Regions from separate parts of the Homo sapiens genome. Here region 2 is linked to region 1. Evidence: chromatin loops called from intact Hi-C (ENCODE). Cell type or tissue: endothelial cell of umbilical vein. All regions are shown on one strand. Links, peaks and the distances in the headings refer to the core of each region. The heading gives the core; the rest is flanking DNA.

Region 1 (8,932 bases), core at 2,166-4,665:
TAACTAGCATGAAGTAGAATCTTGAATCTCTGAGAGTTCCATGGAAGGTGGGGGTAAGATTCAAAAATGCAAAGAAGAAGAGCTTCTAGGCAGAATGGCCAGCCTGGGCAAGGCCAGGGCAGTAGGGGAGTGTTGGACATCTCCATCCTGTATAGGAGCTCAAACATGTGCCCAGGTGAAGCCAGATCCTGGGCTGCATAGGTGAGCTGAGGTCACATCACCGAGAGCTCTCGATGCCATGCTAGCAGGAGTTTGGCATTCCCCTCTATGCCCACCAAGCAAGGAGTGCCCTTAGTACATTGCCAGCCAGGAGTGCTTGAGTCTGGAAGCCTAAATCAGAGTTCTCTAGGGACTTAAGGGATTGTTCAGAGCTCCTCTCAAGGAGGCCCAGCCCAGATTGCCCACCACACCTGGTACCTCTGCAGCATAGCTCTGGGCCCCTTACCTGGCTGCTGGCAGAGTGGCAGGGGCTCAGAGGCACTGGCTCAGGCATCAGATGCCCAGGATAGAAGCGCAGCCTATGTGACCTTGGCAAGGGACTCCACTGCTCAGAGTCTCAGTTTCCTCATTTATAAAAATGGAGAGAAGATGATCTACCTGTAGGGTTGTGTAAGGGCTCAGAGATCTGTGCTTAGCACCCAATAACTGCCCAGTAAATACTCATTTTACCATCCTCTTTTAGAATTGTGTACCGCTAATTCCCCAAGAGAAGGATGGATCCAAAAGAGATTGTGTTGGCATTTATACTCAAATCTTGTTGGCTCATCACATCCACCTTCTGACAAATGACTTTTTCTCCCTGCAGAGCTACCCTCCCGCACCCACAGAGTGAGAACCTGATTGAGCGGGGGAGGAGGGAGGAGTTGAAAGGGTTGGGGGAGGTGTGTCTCAGGGGCTCACAAACAAGTCCTTGCCTTGTGGGCACAGTCACACCTCCAGACCTTGGTCGGACATCTTCAGACCTTGGTCCTCACTGCTGCTTCTCCAGGAAAATGCTGCCCAGGGTGGGCCCCCAGCAACCTCATCAGGGCAACAGCTTCGAGATGGAAAAGTGATGTGCCTCTCCTTTAGGTCTCTCAGTGTCTGAGCCAAGTTCTCTTACACCCAAAAGTGAAAGAAATGTTTCTCCTCAGAGTTCAGACTTGGTCATTAGAGCGAGGCAGAGCCCGAAGCAAAGCTAAGCTCTCCGATGCCCCCAACTATCTCTACCTCAGTCCTAGAGAACTGAGAACCAAATGTCCTCCTCAAAGACTCCTCTCAGCAATCATGGCCATTCCTCCAGCTGCCATTTGCTGAGTACTCAGTATGGCTAGGCACTGTCCTGAGCCCTAGGGTACACTGGACCCATCTCCTTTAATCCTCATGACAACCTGGGTGAGAAACCAGACAACCTGGGTTTGAATTCCAGCTCTAGGTCATCCTGGGTGGCCTGGGACAAGTTACTAAAGTGTGCTATGCTTAGGTTTTCTCACCTACACAATGGGGATACTAATAATTCTGACTCATAGGGTTGCCATCAAACACCATCAAAGAGCCCGGCGCACACCAGCAACAAATGTTAGTGGCTATTAGTCATAGGGGGTGGTATAAGAATAAGGGATAACAATCTTATCACTGTCCGCCAAGTGATAAACATTGGGTAAAAAATGGAGCACACAGGAGGTGGTCCCAGGAGGCTTCCTGTCATCTACTGATCTGGGAGCACAGTCAGATGATTCTTTCATACAGATGAAATTGTTTATTAAAGGAGAAGTATCGAACTTTGGCTCAGTCAACATAGGCTGCAGGTCCAGAATCTAAATGCCATGTGCACCCTCACTGATCCTCCCTAACTTCCTCATCCTATGTGAACTTCTTCTTGCAGGGATGGTGTTCCATACTGTGAGTCCGACTACCATGCCCAGTTTGGCATTAAATGTGAGACTTGTGACCGATACATCAGTGGCAGAGTCTTGGAGGTGAGTGGGTATAAGTAACCGTGAAGATGTGGCAGGGTGATCTGTGCCTCCAAAAAGTCATCACAGAAGAAGGAGAAAGTCATCCCATACCTTTTTTTCCATAGCCTTTACCTCCTCCACCTTTGCTTGCTACATGACCTTGAGCAGATAACCTTGCTGAGATCTCTGGGAAACCCCAAAATGAGAAGGTAGACAAAATTCTTCCTGGTTCAAAAAATGCTGTGCTGGGAAAATCAGTTGTATCTTTGATTCGGACCCAGACAGATTTCTAAAGAGTGACATTAGGATTTTCCTCCCAGCCCTGCCGGAGAAAGGAAGTCTTTTTTATTTATTTATTTATTTATTTATTTAATTATTTATTTTGTTTGTTTGTTTGTTTTAGTATTTGGTAATGTGCTGATTTAAGAGCCAGCTTGTCTAGCAGCTTGCTCCCTAAGCCCTTCTTTGGTGGGTCCATCACCATGGCAACGCCTCTCCCCAGCCTTTGATGTATGACTCCTTCTGCAGTGACAGACAACCTGCAAAACCCTTGCTGAGGCCTTGCTGAGCCCCTGTGCACTGGTCTTTCCGGCCTTTCTTCCTATACCCTGTGGGCCTGGAAGCTATCTTCCTATACTTTGGGACCACCCACCTTGATGAATTAGAAACAGGGAAGGGCTCAGTGGAAAGGAAAAATAATAGCCTAACAGGAATAATTGAGTTCTAGTATTGACTCTACTCCTGCTCAGATTTTGAGTAAGTATCTTTGCTTTTCTAGGCCTCAGTTTTTCCATATGACAATAGCTAGAGGATCAGATTGGATCAGGTATTGTCAGCAGAATCATTAATTCTGCCAAATCTGGCCAGTTGGTTGTGGTTACCATGAGTGCTTTGTTGAGAACAAGTCTGCAGCCACATGTAGACTCAGCAGGAGGGGATGTAGCAACCAGGAAGGAACTCTCTGAGGACATGCATTGAAGCAGAGCCCTGAGGATGAAAGAACTATCCCTGAAGGGCCCTGAGGTGGGAAAAGATAGAGGAAGAATGAGCTTGACCCATTCAAAGAACAGAGAACCCACACAGAATTGTGGCTGCAGAATTTTTCTCAACACAAGCACTCATGGTAACCACAACCAAGTGGCCAGATTTGGCTGAATTAATGATTCTGCTCACAATAGCTGACCCAGTCTGCCAATGTGGCTGAATTCTATAAATTGAGGGTAGGGGAGGATGAAATATAAGAGTATATCATATATGGCATACCATGTAGGACTTTGTAGACCATGTTTAGAAGTTTGGGTTTTATACTCAGTGCAATGGAAAGCCATTGGAGAGTTTTAAGCCAAGGACTAACATGATAAGATCATGTTTTTAAAAAGATTTCTGTGGTTACTGTGTGGAGAATTTTCAGAGAGAGTCAGAGACAATGAGATATAAACAAATGAGCAGAGCTGGGAAACATTTAAGCATCTCGAGAGCTGTAAGGAGTGCGATGCAGAGGACAAGGCATGAGTCCAGGAAGGGTTGTTGGGGGTGGGTTTCTGAGGGCCTGGGATACCAGGGTGGAGTTTGCATGTGACTCACTGGGCAAGGGAGCATTGTGGAGAGACTGGGAAGGAACGTCCTGGTTAGAGCTGGGCTTCTGGGAGGATGACGTGATAATGTACACAGGCTACATTTGAAGGAAGGAAGCTGGAAGGGATGAGTGAGGAGGCCCCTGCGTGACCCAGGCAGGAAGGACTCAAGAGGTACAGTAGCAATGGAGAGGGAAGCCACCCTTGTGCCCAGCCCTATGGAAGTAGAATTCCAATCACTCTGCAACTGAGGGGCAGCTTGTGGACATGGGGATTGAAGGAGAAGCAGCTAAAAGTTGCACCAAAGAATTATCTATTTCTGAGGGATAGGAAGCCTGGTGTCATTGGCAGAACTGGGGATGACAGGGGAAAAAGCTGATCTGGCAGAAACATGGCGAGTACCATTTAGGATGAGTTGTGATTGAAATCCCAGGAGTGTTTCCAGAAGGCAGTCAGAAATACGGATCAGAGGCTGGGAGTGGTGGCTCACACCTGTAATCCCAGCACTTTGGGATGCCAACACAGGGTGATCACTTGAGTCCAGGAGTTCAAGATCAGCCTAGGCAACACAGTGAGACTTCATCTCTATAAAAAATAAACAAAACTAGCCAGGCATGGTGGTGCACGCTTGTAGTCCTAGCCATTCCGGAGGATCACTTGAGCCTGAGAGGTGGAGGTTGCAATAAGTTGAGATTGCACCACTACACTCCCGCCTGGACAACAGAGCAAGATCCTGTCCGAGGCAAGAAAAATGAGAAAAGAAAAGAAATATGGATCAGAGCTCAGGAACAAAGCTCAGGCCTGGAGGAGCCAATCTTAAAAACGTGAGGCTTTGAATAATAGCACCACCAGAGTCCTCAGGATTTCCAAGACAGAGGAAAGAGAGCAAGGAAGGAGGCTGACACCAACCTTGGCGAGCAGCTGCTCACAGTGAAAGCGACTCAGAAAGAGACTGAGGAGGTAGCAGAGGAAGATATGGGAAGAGAATCGGGCATTCAGTGAAAGGACAGAGCTTCAGAAAACATGGTGAGGTCAGAGTGTTGGTCAAACTCTGTAGAGCAGTGAAGGACTGCGTGGGCTGCGGAAAAGCTGTTGGATGTGGGAAAGGTCACCTTCAGAAGAGTCGTTTGTTGGCTTTGCAGAACTGTGGGGAAGAGGCATCCAGAGTGTAGTAGGTTGAAGGGTCAATGCGGTGGGAGATATTACAAAAGGAAACTTTTCTTTCCAGAAAGAAAGAACTTAGATTACAGACAGGGCCACAGATGGAAATTTGTTCAGCATTTCCAAGCTGCTTTGAAATCCTGTTGGTGGCAGCTGCCGTTTCCCCGAGAGTTACCGTTGTTTAGCATTGCGGTAGACTGTTCCTCCCAGGCAGCTGTTGTGACTGAGTTTCGATTGATCCCATTTCTACAAGGCTCCATTAGCATCTTCGACTTATTGATTTTTTTTTTTTCTTAGAGCTGGAAGAGACTTTTAGCAATCAACTAGTTCAACCTCTTCATTTTACAGATGAGAAAAGTGAGACCAAGACATGCAGTGTTTTTCCAAGGTCACAAGCAGCATTTCTGGTAGAGACAGAGCTAAAATCTAGGACTCCAGGCTGCTGTATCTACCGATACCCACAGCTCTCAGCCACTTGGGGGTCTTTGAGGTAGCATGATGTCAGGAAATAGACATGGCTGCAGTAAAACAGACTTGGATTCAGATTTTACCACTTCTAGCCCTGAAGCCTTAAGCAAGATATGTCCTCTTAGTCTGTATCTATCAACAGACAATACTACTGTCATTTAATTCCTAATGAACACGTTAGTCAAGACTTTTTGGGCTGCAACAGAGAGGAAGTTTCTCAGCTCCTATAACAAAAAGCCCAGGAGCTGGATCCAGTGCTTAAGCGAAATCATTTAGAATCCCCAGCCATCTTGGCTTACTTTCTTCCAAGTTAAGTTTATTCTCAGGAGGGCGTTCTTGGTGATGGGAAAGTTGGACACCAGTTGCCCCAGGCTTAGATTCTATCAGCCGGCACGCCCGGTGGAAAAAAGAACTTCTCTTTTCTAATAGCTCAGCAAGCATTCTGGGACTGACTCTCATTGGACAATCTCAGGCCCATCCCTGGGCCACTAATTGTGCCCACAAAGTTGGAATATGCTCATTGGTGGGGTCAGCACTACTTAACCCTGTGGACTGATATGGAGAAGAGGTAGCCCCACCAAGGAAAGGCTTGGGACTGTTTCTGGAAGAAGGAGGAAAGAATGATGGCCATGCAGGAACAACAGTCGCCCAAGCACATCGTCTGGCACACTGCAGGCATTCAATTAAGTTGTTTCTCCTTCTCTTCTCATCCTGTCCCTTCCCATTTCCTCCCTAGGCCACCCCATGGTCCCTTCCTCAGTGACAGAGCTCAATGGCTGTCAGTGTCACTCCTTCCATCCCTGTCTGTTTCCTCACCAAAAAGGACCACAACCTGGTTTGCTTGTTGCTACATTTTTGAACCTGGTTTGCTGTTTTCGGTCCTCTCAAATAGGGCTCTGTTTTGAGGGTACCAATTTTTTGCCATTTTTCTTTACTATTTTCCTGATTTCAGTTCGTTAATAGACAAAATGGTTCATCTCAGCTAGCTGACGTGGCTTTTCCTTACTCTGGGTGCAGGCTGCCCTACCTCCCTTTGCTCAAACTGTTTTCAACACCATCCAAGACTGGGGCTGCTGAGATGGGCACAAAGCCTCTTTCAGCTGGGGTGAGGTAGTGGGGCATGACATTTAGGAAAATGCTAGGCTTCAGTTTTGCCAAGGCACTGTTGCCACACTGGAAAACAGGTCTATAATCAAAATGATAAAGAGACACAGAGTAGGAAGAGGCTGCTAATTAAACTGATTATCCTTGTCATGGTACAAGGGAATCAGTCCCACACATTCCAGCTTAGGAAAATAGCAGGCTCCTTCCAAAGTTTGAACATATTCGCTTTGATGATGACAAGGACACTGTCTCATTGGTGCGAGGCCATATAAACAAACGGGGGGAAAAAGGAATATTGGAGATTTTTTTCTTTTTGTAAAAATCTGCCTTTCCCACATTCTTGCTAAGTTTTTAGAATAGAGATAATATCTCCAGAATAGGCAAGCCCATCCCAACAATCTTCCACTCCCCCCACATAAAAAAAAAAAGAAAAAAAAAACTAAGTTTGGAAATAGGTCTTCTTATTATGCAATTATAATTTTTGAATTGGAAGGAACCCATTAGCATCAGATCAAGTGATGGCTTGGACAGGGACCTTTAAGAACCCCTAACATCCATCAGTTTCCCCTGGGCATTACCCTCCCCCAAAGAAAACCCTGCCCTGACGTTGCAAAATATTTCTTCAAACAAGGCCCACCTGCCAACCCAATTGCTGCACCAAGCTCCTGCATATACAAATGCTGGAGCCGCCGCTGAAGTTCCCTTTTACAAGCCCTCTTGGCTGGGATTTTGGTGTTAGAATTGTGACTCCAGAAGCAAGTGCTGAGCTGGTGACTGACTCACACACATCCGGACCCAACACTGCTGCTGGCTTGCAGTGAACCCTTGAGGCACAACCTTCTCAGGGGCTGTTTCTTCCCCCCATGGAAGTCTTTGCAGCTGCAAATTATTTTCATTTTTAATTTAAATAGTGATGGGGAAGGAAAGTGAAAATAGGGAAGGCACTCACCAAAGTCACACTGGGGTGAGCTGCGGTAGGGCTGGACACACCAGGGCAAAATAGTCACAGGACTGGCCTGGGGATCTGGGGCTCTACAGTGGGTCCTAAATCACCCACTGAGCCCTAAAAATCTGTCCTTTGTGTGCCAGTCTCACAATTTTTGCCATGTCTGTGAACCTCGTGAGCTGATTCTTCCATAATACTTTAAGTGTCTTGAGGTTGGCTCCCTTATATGTAAGGAAACTTATATACGACATAACAGGAAAGCAGTATCACTTGCCATATTGCATGTAACCTGAAAATAAATAGAGTTCTAGCTAGATTCTATTGCATGTGGAGGTTCCAAGCCTCACACCTGTTCTCATTCTTTAAAAGGCAGATTTGTAGGTTTTGGATAGATGTTAAAGACACATAAGCACCGAACTGGTACTTCGTCCTTGACAAAATCAGAAGAATGTATAGAGGACTGAAAAGATCTTTTTTTTTTTTCCATTGGTCCAATGTTATTAAATCCCAAGTTCATGTACCACTTAAAATCATTTCATGTAACATTAGTGGTAAGGGCCTCTCACTTGGGGAAATGCTGGGATGTCCTCAAAGCAAGCCTGTTTCCTCCTCTGGAAATGAGGAAGTTGGACCAGTGGCCTCTCAAGTGTCCTTCCCAGTGTCAGAATAGAAGAGCAGGTATTCAGGGAAGTCCCCTGAACTGCCATCAGGGATCCATGGAGTGAATCACGAAGCTTCCCGGCTGGTCTTTTAGATGGTTGTGGACTCCCTTGGGTAGCTCCAACCAACTTTAGGGCCATGAAGATGCAAACAACACTAATGTACCCAGGAAAGATTCAAACCCAATCTGCCCCACTAGACAGCAGCCCTGGCTCTGACCTCCTGTTTCATCTTTTCATTTCCATAGGCAGGAGGGAAGCACTACCACCCAACCTGTGCCAGGTGTGTACGCTGCCACCAGATGTTCACCGAAGGAGAGGAAATGTACCTCACAGGTAAGTAAATCTGACCCTCTGTAAGGCCTTCCGACCTGCTCATGACTGGAAAGGAGATGCGATCTTCAGGTTCAGTGTTATCTTGGCTTCAGGTTCAGTGTTATCTTGGCTTTTGCCTTGTCCTCAGAATTGCAATTAATTGGCCCCTCTCTGGGTGGATTGGGAAGGTTGCCGGTGTGGCTAATATGAAGTGACATGTAATCTGCCTTCCGTCTCTGTGCACCTCCACCCGCTGCCCAGCTGGACTGCTTCCCTGGCAGTGCTCTGAGCAGACTCTCCTGGCTCTGCCTTGGGGGTGGGAAGCTGAGCTGCACAGGCCCAAGGGGTCAGAGAACCTCAGAGGGATGCCTGGGTTGCAAAGTGTCTATAGCATCACAGCCTCTACTCTACCTCCTTCTCCCCACATCTCAGAGCATCATGCCAGGCTGCTGCTCAGGGCTTCCCAGGGACTCTCAGAACACACAGAGGAATGAGGAGTGCCAGTCGTCCCCACAAAGCTAACCAGGGCTGCTTTCCATCTGCTGCTTCCCAGCCCTCTTACCCCAGGATTCTTACAACAGTCCCCTAATTAGTCTCCAGATTCTGCTCAGTCCTCTACCCTCTGCCCAGCCCACCATCCCAGGGCATCACGTGCTCTTGGCACTGCCCTGCTCTTCAGAGCCCCTCCCTGTCTGCCTATTTAGCTACAAACACTTCAGCCTAGCATTTAAAATCTTGCCAAGGTCCCAGGCTTCCTTTGTAGCCTTG
Region 2 (8,932 bases), core at 2,356-4,855, 60 kb before region 1:
ATTCAGGAGAAAATAGACACCAAACATGTGAGCAGGACACCCCAGGCTTGGAAAGGCCTGGGCTCATACTGAGTCAGTACACTCGCTTCGCTGAAGGACTTCAGAGGAAAGGAGGGAAACTGGCCAATCATTGCCACTTTGTCTTCTGTAGGGTAGATCCAACATCCAGCCTTTCTTTCTCTCATGAACTCTCAACCTATTCCAAGGATCTCTCATTTGTCTCCTGACCTACTGAGGCAGCCTCTAACTGGCCTCCTTTCATCCATGCCAGCCCCCTTCAGCGATCGGCCGCATCCCTACTCTGTATCACACTCTGCTTAAAGTGAGGCTCCCATGCTCCCAGGGTGAGAAAGGAAACTCCTCAGCAAGCCTGTAAGGCCCGATGTGGCCTGCTCCTGGCCTTGCTGACCAGCCCCATCTTGTCTACAGTGCACAGTTCTCAGTGTCCTTGTCACATGTGCCTTCTCCCATTCCCTCTAAGGGTTTGCTCCTGCTGACTTTACATGCATGGTTCCTTCTGCCGAGAAAGCCCTTTCCCCACTAGCACCAGCCCCTCTGCCCAGCCCCACACTTCACACTTCACCAAGGCTGGCCTCCTCACCCTCCAGAGCATCAAGTGCACCAAGATCAATGGTACCACATACTGCTCCTACTCATTTTATAGGCTTCCTCCTGCCTCTAGCCCCTTTGTTGGTCTTTACCATGGATTTGTATGCTAACAAATTACTTTTTTAGAGTAGACTTTGTTCTGTTGAAGAGAGTATTGAAGGGTCAAATAACTCCCACAAAGATGTCATGGGATAAGTAGAGACCATGCTGGGACAGCAAGAACCTGAGCTTTGGGGTATGGATTCTCGAGTTCAAACTCAAGATCTATCATGTACTCTCTCTGTGGTCTTGGACAGAATAGATCATGTCTCTGAGCTAAATTTTACCATGTATAAAATATGAGCAATAAATGCCAAGGTGCAGGGTTCTTCTAAGGATTCAGCGAAATAACATTAGAAACTCACAGGCATTGGGTCTCAGTGAATGGAGTTGAGTCTGAAGTTGAGTTGACTGTTGAGTAAAGCAAAGTTCTGGAAAGATGGTGTCATTAAAACTAAATCCTCTGATTAAAAATTAGTCTGTTCTTCTGGTATTACAGTAGGTGATGGATTTTCTACATAGGAAACTCATAGCTCCCGGGAAGCCTACAGGAAGCTTATTAACCTGGCATTGTATATGGCATGGGTTGAAAAAGGGAAGACAGGAAGTTAGGATCCCAATTGTCCTAGTTCAGAAAACGTCTCGGGCCAAAATTTGGATGGTTATAAAACTAGAAATAAGGGGAAAAATCTTTTAGAAAATAAAGACTGCATGGCCTAGCCACTGATTGTTTTATAAGGCAAAGAGGAAAAGGAGGATTCTATTAGGTAGGGTCTTGGCAGAGAACAGATTGGCAGTTTGAGAGGAGTTAAATGGAAGGACTCTTCACAAGTGTGTGAGAAGGACATTAAGAAACAAACAAAGAGAAGCAAGCATGACCCAGTACCAGGAGCCTAGTAACTGTGGCTCATGACCCACTGCTACCACAACTGCCCCTAGCTGGACCCAGAGACCCAGCTGGCTATGGGGTGAAGGCTGCCTGACAGGAACTGTGGCTGTGGCCCCAGGAAGGCAGCCAGCCTAGTTCCAAGGAAAGAACTAGGAGGATAAATATCCTGATCCTCCTCTTCTCTCTCCCTCAGATCTCCTATGGGTACCTCCCATTGGTCAAATCCAATCAGGAGCCAGAGGGCAAGGAAGGCATTTGATAGGTTCATAATGGTCAGCAGCTTCCCAGGGCACAGTCCAGAGTAGGGAAGCAGGCAGAACGGATCTGGAGAGGTGAGGGAGTTCAGAATAGAAGACACCCAGCACACGGGGCATGATGACCTTCCTCTGCTAATGCCATTGCCCAGATCAAGAAATCTAAGGATCCCTGAAGACAGGATCCTGACACACAAGAACGCAGTAGGATGCCCTCTCTAGAAATTCTACATCTGCAAAACAGATAAAGTAGAAGTGATTATTTACTCCACAAGGATAGAGATTGTTTTAAAACAGTACTTCCCAAATGAATGAAGCAGTTGTTGACAGATGATTACCTGAGGCTAAGAAGGGGTTAGAGGAATAACGTAAGGAACAATTTTAAAATCACCCAAAATGACTATAACACATCTCAGAAAAATCACAACGTGATTTCAAGAGCACTTGGATTGCGTAAAGGAAGTGATATCAATTCTGAACTCCAGCTTTCCTATCTGGCAAAAGCTTTATCTTGCTGAGATAGCATCTGCTGTGGTGAACGGTCAACAACTGGCTATTACCCAACTTTAGGCAGAAACCATTGTAAAAGTACAGAAAACAACCAGAAGTATCTGAACACCTTCGACTTTCTGGGTATTTTGCCAGATAAATTCTTCCTTTGCAGTTCTTAAGGGCACAGACTGAAGTTAGGTTGCTGGACTCAAATTCTAGCCCTGCTTGTACTTTCTGTGTATCCTTAGGCAAGTCACTTACCTTCTCTGTGCCTCACTTCCTCATCTCTAATGATAATTACAAGGAGGCAAATAATAGTGCCTCTGTCAGAGAAGAGATATAAAGAATAAATAAGTTAGTTGTGAATTCCTTAAAACAGTGCATGGCACATAACAAAGGTTTCTGAAATAAATAGTATATATTAGTTTGCTAGGGCTACTGCACCAAAGTGCTACAAACCGGGTGGTTTAAACAACAGAAATGTATTGTTTTATAGCTCTGGTGGCTAAAAGTCCAAAACGAAGGTGTTAGCAGGGTTCCTTCTGAAAGCTGCGAGACAAATGTCTACTCGAGGCCTCTCCTTTGCTTGGAGATGGCTGCCTTTCTCCCTGAGTCTTTTCACATCACCTTTATCCATGTGTTTCTCTGTGTCCAGATTCCCCCTTCCACAGGGACACCCGTCACATTGGATTAGGACCCATCTAATGATTTCATTTTAACTTGTTTATCCCTGTAAAGACTCTATTGCCAAATACGGTTATATTCTGAGGTACTGAGGGGTAGGGCCTCAAATATGAGTTTGTGGGGACACAATTCAATCCATAATAGAGTGTTTGTTAAGGAAATGACTCCTCAAGGAGATTTTCTTGTGTTTTGGTTTCCCCTGAATGTCAGCCACTGTCCACACTAGCGTGAGATGCTAACAGTTGGTTACTAAATGCAAGTCACTAAGTTTATCTATCTAGTCTTGATGTTTAAACCCTCATTTTGCTATCCCTGACCCATGGAGGTAGACCCTCTCTTCCTAAGAATCTGAAGGGAAGTGCTCTTACATAGGAGGTCCCCACATGGGAAGACCCCAGTAATTTAGTATGTCCACAGCCAGTCTGTTTGCCACACTTTCCACCCCACCTGGTCATTTCTTACAACTGTGGTGTTTCAATAGTGTAAGGGAAGTTAGTCATGACATTCGTTTCCAATCTTCCTAGTTCCTGGGCCTGTCCAACACAGGGAATAAGAATTGGATTGTTCATTTGTTTATTCATCAGGTATTTACTGGACACCAGCTCTGCACTAAGCATAATGCTGGAGATACAACAGTAAATAGAACCAATGTGGCCTTTAAAATCATGGGTCACACAGCTGGGCAAAATGTGCCTCCTGGTGGCCAATGTAAAGGGACACGTCTTATTTGCCCTACACCAGGTTTTTAGTGAATTTGAATTATTTGCCAACAATGGGAAATTGGGAAATCAGAAGTGGGATTTCTGGCTCTCTTAAAAACAAAATGAAGTCGGAGGATTTTGCAGCCCTGACCCAATTTTTCTTCCTAACAGCAATCAATAGGATTGCCTGCTTTGGATGGGGTATATACTTAGTTTCTGGCTTGCCACAATTATCACTTCCTATTAAATTACACAGTGACAGCTTAATATTTTTATGTCACCTTGCCACTGCAGTCCAGTAGATGATCCATAAAACATCAAATATGTAGAAGTGATTCTTCACACAGAGATGTGGAAGCTGCAGCACATCTGTTAATGATTATGGGAGAAAATCCTGTCTGAAGTTAGCAATTGATTAACATTGCCATGATATTAATGTCCTCATGAAGTGAGCAAAACCCTGCCACATGTCCTTATTCCCCCAACTGACCCATTCCCAGAAGGGTGATGTCATATCCTGTTGGATACAGTTAGGCAAATAACAGGGCAAACAATATCCTGCCCTGACCTCCTGGAGGTCAGTTTTGTTTTCAGAGAACCTAGTAAAAGAGAGTAGGACACAGAACAAAGGAGGGCAATTCTGGATAACTGATCCCAGATCTGGGTACCTTTTCTAGCCCAAAAGAGGGCGTCTGAGGAGGCTGAACTGTTCCAGAGAATGTTCTGACATACGGGACATGCCTGGTCCAGTTGAGAACATCTAGTCAACAGCATGAGCTCTGTATGGGTTGGGTGAGTTTGATTACCCACCCAGCTAAGGGATGACTGCTGAAAGGCCACAACAATGATTGCATGTGGCTACTCACAACCTTTCCTCTGTCATTATAGAGTCCTCCTGCTTGAGAAAGTAGATCATGCCAACATAATTTCTTCTGTTTAGGGCAGATTCTTCCTTATTCCTCAGGAAGAAATCAAGGTAGCAAATAATTCACAGAAAGCAAAGCACAGTGTCTGGCACATAGTAGGTACTCAAAAGATAATTGATGAGTTAACGCATTCATGAAAAGCCCACTCTCTCTAATAAGCCCCAGGATAAAGATAGATAAAGATCTCTTTCCTAAGCTCTAGGGTCATCTTTCTGATCATCTGCTAAGATGGCTACTAGAATATTCCCAAGGCACTTCAAAATTTAATAAATTTACTCTCTTAAGAAAACAAAAGCAAAAAGCCTACCTTAGCTCTTACAGTCCTGGTTGATCTATAGAACCTCTATCTACCCAGTCATAAGTCAGTGATTAGAAAGCAGTCTTCTGAGACACTTCCCTTTCCTCCACTCTCCTGTGTTCCATCTGTCACCACATCTGGTCATTTCTACCTCCCAAACATGACTTGAACTCTTCCCCTCCTCAATGACCATCACTCCCTAATGTCTCCTACACCAGGCATGGCAGCCATTGGAGGAAGAGGTTAGGGGAGCAGGAGTTGGTCTCAAGTTCAGAAAGAGGCAACTGAGCAGTACGGCCTACAGGAAAAAATGTGATTTCAGGCCATATGGACAGGAGGTGAGAGTCCCACTCTGCAGACCCTGATCAGGCTCTGTTTGAAACATTATATTCAGGGAAGACAGTGATCAGCCCGTATATTCCCAGAAATGAGTGACCGGAACAGTGGAAGGACTTGAAACATGCTGGGGAGAGGATGTTGAAGGAACAGTAGGAAGACGCCAGGCAGCTCCACATGTTGGTTTTGTGTCTGCCTGAGAGTATGGATGGTCCCTCAGTGATTTCAGATTAGGTTTCACCTGGCTCCCTAAACATCTCTTAGGCCTTTTTTCTAAGGGTGTCACCAGACAGACAAGGAGAACATACAGGCTCCACATGCCGCCCTGCTGTTCCCAGGGGCTGTGGTGGCTGTTTGTGTGCCTGTGCTACAGCCCCACCTTCTCTCGCAGCAGAATGCTACTCTCTAGTGCCTCTATCATTTCCAAAGCTTCGTCCTCACATCTGCTTAATTTTGTGCAAAGCACAGATCTTTCTCCATGGGCTGTTACTCTTGCCCTCACCAGGCCAGCAGGGCCGATGAAGCAACTGCTTTGCAATAGTCTAATGACACAGCTGATCTATTTTAAGCACCTGAAGCACACTCTATCAAGTGCCAATCTTCCCGCTGCAAGTCACGCTCAGCTTGCAGCAGCAGGGGCAGCCCAAGGTCTATTCCTATGTTTTGAGATATGGGGAAACAGCCCAGGGATCCCAGCCCTGCCCGTCTGGTGATAGTCTAAAGCAACCATAAAATTAGATATTTTTCACAGTCAGCATGAGTTGTTCTCGAAAGAGAGTTGCCTGTGATGTTAGCATTATATGGTGCAGGAACCTCAGGTGATTATAAATCCCCCTTTCAACTGGCAGAGACAGAGCCTGGGCCTGTTACATGTAGGGAGAAGGAACTTGAGAGGCAGCATTTCAGGAACTGAAGCTCAATCCCCATCAGAAATTCCTTAGACTCAGACTAATGTTTTCTCCTCCTCCTCCTAATCCAGAGACTCTTTTCCAACTGCAGCCTGAGTGCAAATGTTTTACATCTATTATTTTATTTAATCCTTACAACAATCTTACATGGGCCTTCCTTGAATTCTGTGTCTAGGGAATATCCCCATGTTATATTTGCTCTCACTATTCTTCACAGAGCTTACCATAGTCAGTGATTATTTTGTTCATTAGCTCATTTTCTTTGTTTCTTTCTCTCATCCTCCTTTGACTATAAGCCACATGATGATTGTGTGACAAACCCTGTCTGTTTTGTTCACTGCTGAGTCCTGCACACTCAACATGGTGTTTGATGCAGAGTGATGATCACTTATAAAAGCATTTCTTGGACACATGAATGAGCCCACTTACGCTTCACAAGAGTCCTAGAAAGAGGACACTGACATTGTTCTCATTTTACAAAGAAGGAAATTGAAGCCCAGAGAAGAGATATTTGGCTCCAAATCACAAAGTTAAGAAAAGTGATGGAGCCTTGAGTGAATATGTGGATGGATTCATTTAATGAGGAATACTTCAATATCCTCATTTTACATAAAAGGAAAATGAGATTCAAAGGTAAATTGCCTGGATAAAGTCACATGAGCTAGGAAGCAGAGGAGCAGATGTTTAAACTGTGTTGGTCTGACCCTGAGGCCTCCTTTCCCTCCTCCCTGCTCCTCCTTTTTACCATCTTTTTGTATTTTTACTGTGATGGAGATCTCCAGGGGAAACATGGATTGGGATGGCTGATCTTCCCGTTGGATGCCCCAGCACTATTCACTCATTCACTCGGGCAGTGAAACAAATCTTCACGCTGTGAGACAGTGACATTCCATATTCTAGGCACCATGAAATCAATGATGCACAGGACAGAGAACTGGACCTCAGACTGCTTCCATCCAGCATCTTGGAGGGGCAGACAGAAGCATGCATGACTGTGATGTGAGATAAACCATGGCGGGTGCTGAGAGGGAAGGAAAGAGTACAGAGGAAGACAGGCCAAATTCCTCTGGAAGGCCTGGGAATGCTTGTTGGAGAAGGTTCCATTCAATCTGGTCCTTGGGGCAGGGAACAAACTTATGTTGTGTAGGGTTGAAGGAAAAGAAAGAGCAGTCTAGATGGGCTTACTCATTCCTAGGCAGGCATTCCACACACCCTAATGCACAATTCCTGAGTCCTGGGCCTTTGTCTGGGTACTGGGATGGAGACCGAAATAAAAAGACAGAAAGCCCTCATCGGGAACTGTTAGGAAGTCCAGTTTGTATACGCTAGAGAATATGAGTATGTGGACACTGAGAAAACGCTGGGAGTTGGTGAGGATCAGCTCTTTGAGAGGGTCAGATGCCACGCTAAACAGTATTTGTTACAATCTACAGCCAATGAGGAGTCAGGAGAGGTTTGGAGCCCAGTAGTGACCTGCCCAGAGCTGTGCATTATTTAGGAAGATCTCCCCAGCAACACATACCTCATGCATCAGAGGGCCTGGAGGCAGTGAGAGGCAGACCTAGTGCAGCAATGCAGTTGTGAGTGGATGCGAGGGAGAGTGTGGGGATGCAGGGAGAATGAGCTCCCAGTTGTTCTGCAGCCAAGCTGTGCATTTCTGCAACTATGCCCATGGGTGGGCTTGCTGTATATTCTAATACCTGGGACTGTGAAAACTGGTACTTTGAAAACTAGGTTATTGACCAAACTGAGAAGGCTAGATCGTATATTTGATAAGAAGTTGAGCTATAGAATCAGACTGCCTGGGTCCAAATTCCAGCTTGACCCTTATTAGCTGTGCCGCCTTCAGAGAGTTGCTTTTTACCAGACCCCCAAACGTCAGGTTCCTCTTAAGATGGGGATGATAGGTGAACTTTAAGTGAGTGAATATATGTGAGATGCTTAGCACAGTGCCTGGCACATGGAAAATACTCAGTAATGATTAATAGTGATAAGTAATGGAACACATTTGAATGTACTATTTTGGGAAAACCCCTTTTAAAGATACAAAATAACCAACACATGCTATTGTTATGATGTAGTCACCACTTGGTCATTCCACTAGGAAAGAAGAGTGGTATATATATTGGTAACACAGGACTTTTTAAGCTAACATTTAAGGAGCACTTATTACATGTAAGACCCTATGCAAACATTTTGCCTGTATTATCTCTTTCAGTTCTTGGCATGAGTCAGGTGTGAAATGAATGTTGGAGAGGGCAATTCTGATTAAGCAGGGAACATGTCACATTAGTCCAGGGACTGGCAAACCTTTCCTGTAAAGGGATTTGCAAGCCACACAGTCTCTGTGGCATGAAAGCAGCCATAGACAATGTGTAAAGAAATGGGTAGAGCTGTGTACCAATCGAAATGTATTTAGAAGAATAAAGGTGAAGGGTGATTTGGCCCGTGAGCCGGTTTGCTGACCCCTATACTAAATGACCTCGAAGGTCTTTTGCAACTTTGAGATTCTAGTCTGAGATTCTAGTCCAAAATGATGACAAAGAAATGTTCAATCCTTCTAATTTAGTTTATCTCTGTAATCACAAGGGGTGTTACTTCAAATAAGATAGAGAAGGTCATTGGGAATAGACACAGAGAGGACCAGAAAGCGTTCCATTCTTTGTGTTGCCTTCATAGTCAGCACACCTCATTAACTCACACTCTGATATTATATGAGTCTTCTCAAGTGGCCATTAAATGACAAGCTGCACAGGCTGCCCTGGGATCTGCAGAGTACACAGTTCTTCAGAGGCA

Evidence for each region. Peaks named below come from ENCODE experiments on the same cell type or tissue, not always from the same donor. Only the 100,000 strongest peaks of a DNase experiment are listed, where the experiment ranks them.
Region 2: a loop joins it to region 1, with 4 times the contacts of the local background. A loop is called at or near these places in 74 of 110 quality-filtered maps.

Annotation. Positions count from the first base shown.
Region 1 is chr5:149,208,862-149,217,793 of GRCh38, forward strand. It overlaps ABLIM3 (actin binding LIM protein family member 3), which reads left to right. Exons shown (of 24, transcript NM_014945.5): 7 at 1,865-1,958; 8 at 8,098-8,185. Among named protein-coding and RNA genes, the nearest start is that of AFAP1L1, 59 kb to the right of the region's middle. In endothelial cell of umbilical vein, for the core only: no CTCF peak of the experiment used is centred there; a DNase peak (open chromatin) is centred at 3,550; H3K27ac peaks cover 1,726 bases.
Region 2 is chr5:149,148,316-149,157,247 of GRCh38, forward strand. All of the region lies in intron 2 of ABLIM3 (actin binding LIM protein family member 3), which reads left to right. Among named protein-coding and RNA genes, the nearest start is that of ABLIM3, 11 kb to the left of the region's middle. In endothelial cell of umbilical vein, for the core only: a CTCF peak has its summit at 3,676 (motif pointing left); DNase peaks (open chromatin) are centred at 2,356, 3,546 and 4,216; H3K27ac peaks cover 2,368 bases.